Regions from separate parts of the Homo sapiens genome. Here region 2 is linked to region 1. A link is a contact called in ENCODE Hi-C data. All regions are on one chromosome and are shown on one strand. The core of a region is the stretch at or near the end of the contact, and the rest is flanking DNA. Distances in the headings are between cores, read along the strand shown. Region 1 overlaps LOC105377732 (a long non-coding RNA gene). Region 2 overlaps LOC124901138 (a long non-coding RNA gene).

Evidence for each region. A loop is a pair of places that touch in the nucleus more often than their neighbours do. Pooled maps may share reads with other maps.
Region 2: a map of gastrocnemius medialis shows a loop between it and region 1 (5-fold over the local background). The contact joins two enhancer-like sites. A Hi-C loop is called at or near these places in 3 of 168 maps with a recorded cell type or tissue (gastrocnemius medialis and psoas muscle) and 4 of 50 pooled maps.

Annotation. Positions count from the first base shown.
Region 1 is chr5:173,453,860-173,457,284 of GRCh38, forward strand. All of the region lies in intron 3 of LOC105377732 (a long non-coding RNA gene), which reads left to right. Among named protein-coding and RNA genes, the nearest start is that of MIR8056, 110 kb to the left of the region's middle. RefSeq lists an enhancer at 918-2,117. Within about 2 kb of position 1,557, at least 16 of the 41 ENCODE cell types and tissues checked have a DNase peak (open chromatin) inside an H3K27ac peak, as active enhancers do; they include gastrocnemius medialis and psoas muscle, where a contact is called at or near this core.
Region 2 is chr5:173,762,991-173,766,415 of GRCh38, forward strand. The region is part of intron 1 of LOC124901138 (a long non-coding RNA gene); the gene reads right to left. Among named protein-coding and RNA genes, the nearest start is that of LINC01484, 18 kb to the left of the region's middle. Within about 2 kb of position 1,886, at least 24 of the 41 ENCODE cell types and tissues checked have a DNase peak (open chromatin) inside an H3K27ac peak, as active enhancers do; they include gastrocnemius medialis and psoas muscle, where a contact is called at or near this core.

The DNA of each region.
Region 1 (3,425 bases), core at 307-2,806:
GATGAGACTTGGGACTTTAGAGTTGATGCTAGAACCAGTGAAGTCTGTTGGGGCTGTTGGGATTGAATGAATTTTGAATGTGAGAAGGACACACATTTTGAAGGGCCCGGCATGGAAGGTTATGGACTGAGTGTTTATGTTCCCCCCATCTCATATGTGAAAACGCTAACCCTCCCCGTCATGCGACGGTATTTGGAAGGGAGGTCTTTGGGAGGTAATTAGGGTTATGTGAGGTCATGCGGGTAAGGGTCTCCATAATGGGATTAGTGCCCTTCTGAAAAGAGGAAGAAATACCAGAGTGCCTGCACACTGTCTCTGACAGATGAGGACATAGCAAGAAGGTGGCTATTTGCAAGCCAGGAAAGGAATCTTCCAGCACCTTGATCTTGGATTTTTCTAGCCTCCAGACTGTGAGAGATAAATTCCTCTTGTTTAAGTCGCCCAGCCTATGGCAGTTTGTTATAGAAATCTGAGCTAAGACACTGTATCTAAGTCCTTGTCTGAAAATCCTTGGACATTCCTCCCACTGGAGGTGGGATGTATGTCCTCTCCCCTTGAATCTGTGCTGGGACTCACTTATAACCAATAGGATGCAACAGAGATGATGTCGTGGGTGGTGTCAGAACTCTTTGACATTTGCTGCAAAATGTGAAGCCTAATGCCGTTTCCCTTGCGTGTGACCTTGGTGACTCATTTCTAACAAATAGAATTAAGTGAAAATGATGGGGTATGACTTCAGAGACTAGATTATAAAAGGCACTGAAGCTTCCTGCTCTCTCTCTCTATCTCTATCTCTCTCTCTCTATCTCTGTCTCACTCGGTTCTTGGGGAAACTGGCTGCCATGCTTTTAGGATACTCAGGCAACACATGGAAGGGCCCATACAGTGAAGAACTAAGGCCTTTTGTCAACAACCCTGAGGAACAGAAGCTTCCTGCCAATAGCCATGTGACCGAGTATCTTGGAATTAGATCTTCCAGCACCAGCCAAACCTTCAGATAATTGTAGCCCTTGCTGATATATTGACTGCAATCTCACAAGAGGCCTTGAGTCAGAGGCAGCCTGCAGAGGCACTTCTGAATTCCTGGCCCATAGACACTGTACAGTCCTAAAGGTTTGTTGTTTTAAGCTGTTAAGCTTTGAGAGAATTTGTTATGCAGTGATAGATAACTAATACACTCTGCTCTTTCTGAAGCTAGGTCAGGAAAAGCATTGAGTTTCTGCCTGGTTCCCTCCCCTTGGATCTGAGCCTTGAATGTAACTGGCTTGCAATCAGTCCAGCAATAGTGATGCCTTAATTTTTGAGGTTGGATCAGAAAAGGCCGTGCGGCTTCTGCCAAGTATTCAGGGACACTCCCTCTGGGAGAAGTCAGCCACCGTTTAAGACATTAGATGCCCTGAGATTGCCACGTGTAGGTGCTCTGGCATCTCTGCTGAGAACTCAGCAGATAACCAGTGACCATCAGTCATGTGAGAGGATCATCTGGGACGTGCAGCCCAGCCAAGCCTGCAGATGACTCCAGGCTCAGCCAACATCTCACTGCAACAAATAAGAGACCCCCGGCAAGAACCACTCAGCTAATCCCTTCTTGAATTCCTGATCTATGAAATCATGAGCAAAATAACATAGTCATCCTAAGACACTGTGTCACACAGAGATAGCAACTGGAGTAGTCAGCCTTTGAAGAAAACCAAACTAACGTGACTCATACGCAGTCACGGACTAGGTCCTTTTCTTTGCTTATGAAAATATTAAGCTTCGTGAAAGGTGCTCCCAAGGCCTTTGCCATGCACGCTATTTAGAAGGCAAACCCCAAGTAGAAAGTTTTAAGTATGTACCCCTCCACACGCAATATAAAACAAAATAGAAATTAAAAGAAAATAAAAATATCTAGAAGTGTGCAAGACCAGTGATGGTCAGGTTCCCTTTCTTGGACATACACACTCCCGCTTGGAGGCCTTAATGGAGGGTGTGCCTCTTGTTTCAGATATAGAAACAGGTCACTTTGACCTACAATATACAACCCCAATGTTTTCACTTGGTGCTTGATTTGTGGCAGGATTTAAATTTCCACCCACTTTTTGGACTAAAAGTTGTTTTTGTAATTGAAATGTATGCTTATCATAAAAGTATAAATACTATAGAGGAATATATGAAGTAAAAGATGAATCCCTTTTGTCTCCCAGCAATGCCATGGGTTGAATTGTGTCCCCTACTCAAGTTCATATGTTGACGTCCTAACCCCCCTGAACCTCAGAATGTGACCTTATTTGGAGATAGGGTCTTTACAGAGGTCATCAAGTTAAAATAAGGTCATTAAGATGAGCCCTAATCCTGTATGACTGATATTCTTATCGAAACGGGAAATTTGGACACAGAGACTTACATAGAGGGAAGACAGTGTAAAGAGACATAGGAAGAAGATGGCCATGTACAAGCCAAAGAGAGCGGAGTGGAACAGATTCCCCCCTCAGGGTTCCCGGAAGGAGCCACCCCTGCCAACACATTGATCTCAGACTTCAAGTTTTCAGAGCTGCTAGAAAATATGTTTCAGCTGTTTAAGCCATTCAATGTGTGGTACTTTATTATGGCAGCCCTAACAAACTAACATAAGTAATTTCTTGTGTCCCTCCAAAAAAAGAGTCTGACTATACCCATATTTGTGTATATGATTTTCTTCCTTACATAAATGAATCATTTACTAATACTTTTCTACACCAGGAATTCTTCACTTTCTAATTTATTGTGCTAATCTTTTCACAGTAGCCTGTGCAGGTGTATTTAATTCCTCTTAACAGCTGCATAGTATTCTGCAGTTGGGAGAAACTACACTTGATTTGCCCACTGTCCTTTTAATGGACAAGTTGCGTGCTTTCCATAATCCCCTGAGTTCATCAAATGCCTGAGCCTTAAGTACAGCAGGGTTGGTGAAGGATCTACACACAGCAAATGTTCAAGACCCACAGACAGAGAGGAGTGAAGCACAAAATAAATGTCTATTTTATATGCTACTTTGTGAACACTTCCTGTGACTCATCTGTTAGAGCTCAGCTGAGAGCCCCTCTTGTGGGTTCTCAGGGCACCTGCTTCCCTCCTTCCTTGCCCTTAGCACAGTTGCGGTTTTCCACTGGTTGGTGTCACTTTCCGAATCATGTCTGTCTCCTTCCCCAGACCCTCTGGCATTGCTCTTGGCTGTGACTCTGGCACTTGGCACATCGTGCTCAATCAGAGTAGGTTCTCAACAACTGTTTATCAATGGAGGGAATCTTTGTAAGCTGTAAAATATCAGAGAAATGCATGACGGAATCGATGCAAAGAGGAAGCAACTCCCCAGGAATGTGGGAGCAGCATCATTTCAGATCATGTGAACTTCCTTGAGGTCAAAGGTTTTATGAGACCCTTCCCTACCTCTGTCATTTGTCACT
Region 2 (3,425 bases), core at 636-3,135, 310 kb after region 1:
GGGAGGTCGAGGTTGCTGTGAGCCCTGATTGCACCATTGCACTCCAGGCTGGGTGCCTGGGTGACAGAGCGAAACCGTGTCTGGAAAAAAAAAAAGGGTTGGGGAGGAGGAGAGGGTTGGTTTAGTCTGAAGTCCAGGAAGGAGTCAGGATCCCGTGGATAAGAAACCTCTCAGTGTTGCAGTTCTGAACCTTAGCAGAAGGTTCTGGAGCAGAAAAGCCCAGATTGGAAGTACATGCAAGAGGCAGCTGTGGAACTCTAGTACTTTGCCATAGTTGCCATGGGTGGTAGTCAATTAGGATGTTTTCAACAGAGAGGAAAAAAAAAGTGCAGCTGACAGTGGCCCAGATAAATAAGGCATTAAGACTCGCTGAAGAAGAGAGTTCCAGGGCTGGAGTCAGCAGCTCACTATCCCATCAGGAGACCCACGTTCTTTCTTTCCTTCTGCTCTGCCATCCTTTGCTGCGGGCTTTTGGTCACCTTGCTAGCAAGATGGGTGGTGTATTCTAAATTTCAATATTTCCATGAAATAGACCAGTGTTCCCTGAAGCATTACATTTTTCTGGGTCCTACCAGCGTATTAGCTTTGACACTTGAGTGGACTCTTATCTGTAATCCCGATGCAGACACAGTGTGGTGTCTTGCAGTCTTTTCGTAGGACCGTAAAGCATTCGGGAGTCAGCAGGGATATGTGGAAAGAGTATATTGGGGCCACATACACCTGCATTTGAATCTAGCCTTTCTGTGAATGTTCAGGAGGTCACGTCCTCTTTCTGTCCCTTGCAGTATCTCTGAAAATGAGATTTAGGGATGGTGGGTGTCCAGAAGATGATTTTGTCGTGTCTGGCTTGGGCCAGCAGTAGCTCTCTCCTTTATTTTGCTACCACCCTTTCCCTCCATCTCATCTCACTCCTCATGAGGGTATAGTTTAAAGAACAACCCCAGGAGAGGGCTAAGTTCAGTCTCATGAAGTGAACTCCTAATGGGGAATTTCAGGTAGCTGCTGGTGGGGAGAGGCATTTGAGGTGGCTAAGGTAGGGAAAATATGGGCTACTTGGCCACTGCTTTTAAAGCAGTGTTTAAAACTCTGCTCTGTTCACGCAGGGCTCCCCAGTGAATAGAGTGTGCAACTGGGAAGCGACAGAGTGATTTTTTTTTTTTGGAGATGGACTTTCACTCTTGTTGCCCAGGCTGGAGTGCAGTGGCATGATCTCGGCTTACCACAATGTCTGTCTCCCAGGTTCAAGCAATTCTCCTGCCTCAGCCTCCTGAGTAGCTGGGATTACAGGCACCCACCACCAAACGCGGCTAATTTTTGTATTTTTAGTAGAGACGGGGTTTCTCCATGTTGGTCAGGCTGGTCTCAAACTCCTGACCTCAGGTGATCTGTCCGCCTCGGCCTCCCAAAGTGCTGGGATTACACACGTGAGCCACTGTGCCTGGCCACAACAGAGTGATTTTTTTAAAGAAAGTGATAGACAACAACCTACGTCATCTTTGGGGTCAAGCTATCAGAAATAGAGCCTCCCTTGCCCTCAGATGTCTCCGTGCTTAGCCTGGCAAAGCTATGAGTAAGTGTGGAGCTCATTACAGGAGCCGGAGACACTCTCTTGCTCTGCCTTGAGTCAGGCCGCCTGGTGTTGATGAGTCACCACCGCCTGCCCTGGCCCCCTGCCTACCAGGAGGCCACTACCGCCGGACATTTTTATTTTCCTTTGTGGGGAAAGAGTCTGACCTCTGTGCTCTGTGTCTCTATCCATATTCTGCCTGTCCCAGACAGAGGCAAAGGTTCTCTGCACAGCCCTCCTTTTTTCAGGGAAACTGTGGGGGTGAGGGGGCCAAAGAGGGGAATCTGAGCAGGTCTCAGGCATGCAGATAATACAGAGGTAGGAGCCTTTCGGGATTCGCAAGATGCTCAACCAGGCACCATCCATCACTGCCAAAAGCAGCTGTTATGCAAAGTAGCTTAATTGGCCTACAGGTTGGTTGAGTTTTAAACCCACGGATTGTACCAAGGCAAAGGAAATGAAAATATTTGACAGATTCTGGGTGGGGCTGTGTGGTTTACACAAACATAGAAGAAAAACATCTGGGGCTAGAATGGGCCTCAAACGACAAATGTTCAGATATATAGTAATATAATACACAAACATATATATAATATATATGTGCTTTGTGCGTGTGCGTGTGTGTAAGCTGAGAGGAAGCACGCAGAAATGCAAACATCAGCAGCTTTTGGATATCTATATCTATATATAGATATAGATCTATGGATATCCACTATATGTATCTGTAAATGTAATGTAATATGTTCAAAATACAATCCCATGGAAGGTTCCAGACAGAGGCTGGAGACTGAGCCGTCACCCTGGGATTGAAGACAACGTGACGGTTCATTCTCCAGAGTTACCTCACACCTGGATAAGTCACAGCCGGCTGTGGAGGTCATCACTGAGTTGTGTCACACAGGGAAAAATTCATTCATCCATTTCTTCGTAGAGTCTACAGTTGTTGTTTTGAGTGTCAGTTTAGCAATCAGAGGCCTGGCTTTGAATGGCTTCCCCAGGAATCTGGGAAACTTGGGTAACTTATTTAACTTCCTTGGGTCTCATTTTCCTAGTCTAGAAATTGGTGTCTATTTCTTGGTCTGGAGAGGATAAAATGAAGTCATAGAGGTGCCTGGCATATAACAGAACGTGGTTCATAATCATACATAATACGTAATCATGTATTACTTTTTTTGACACACTTCAGTTGAGCACATATTTTGCGCCAAGTCTTGTGCTAAACACCAAGGATATAGACTTGTTTGATTCATTCATTTCACAGATATTTGCTGAGCACCTACTACGTGCTTGACAGACACTGTGCTAGGCTCCCAGGCTGGCAAGGGAGACAGACATTCAAAAAACTACAAATAAGTAGTATAGGCAGCTCCTCCCTCGCTGACTGCCAAAGCTTTGAGATAAAGACATCAGGCAAGAAAGGGGCAAGAAAATGCACAAATACCAGAGGTATTCCTTTTCCCAAGTCTCCAATGTGGGAAGAATATAATTCCGGGACTACTGAGGAGGGGGTTTGAGTAGGCAGCAAGGGGTGATGTGGATATATGCATGTATGTGTGTCTGTGTGTGTGTGTGTGTCTGCACCCATTTCTGTGAGTGTGTAAAATGTCTGTGTATATGCGCCTGTCTGTGTATTTGCATGACTACACATGGAAGAGAGGCAGGTGTGTTTGCATGACTGTGTGTGTGTATTTGTGTGTGTGTATCTGTGAGTCTGCACGTGTGTCTCTGGGGATGTGTGGGTGTTTTGTGTGTTTCTATACACGTGTGCCTTTTGATATGTCTTTCAGTGTGTCTACCTGTCTGCGTGTCTCTCTGTGCCTGTGAGTGTGTGTTGGTGTGTCTGTGAAGGTCTATGTGG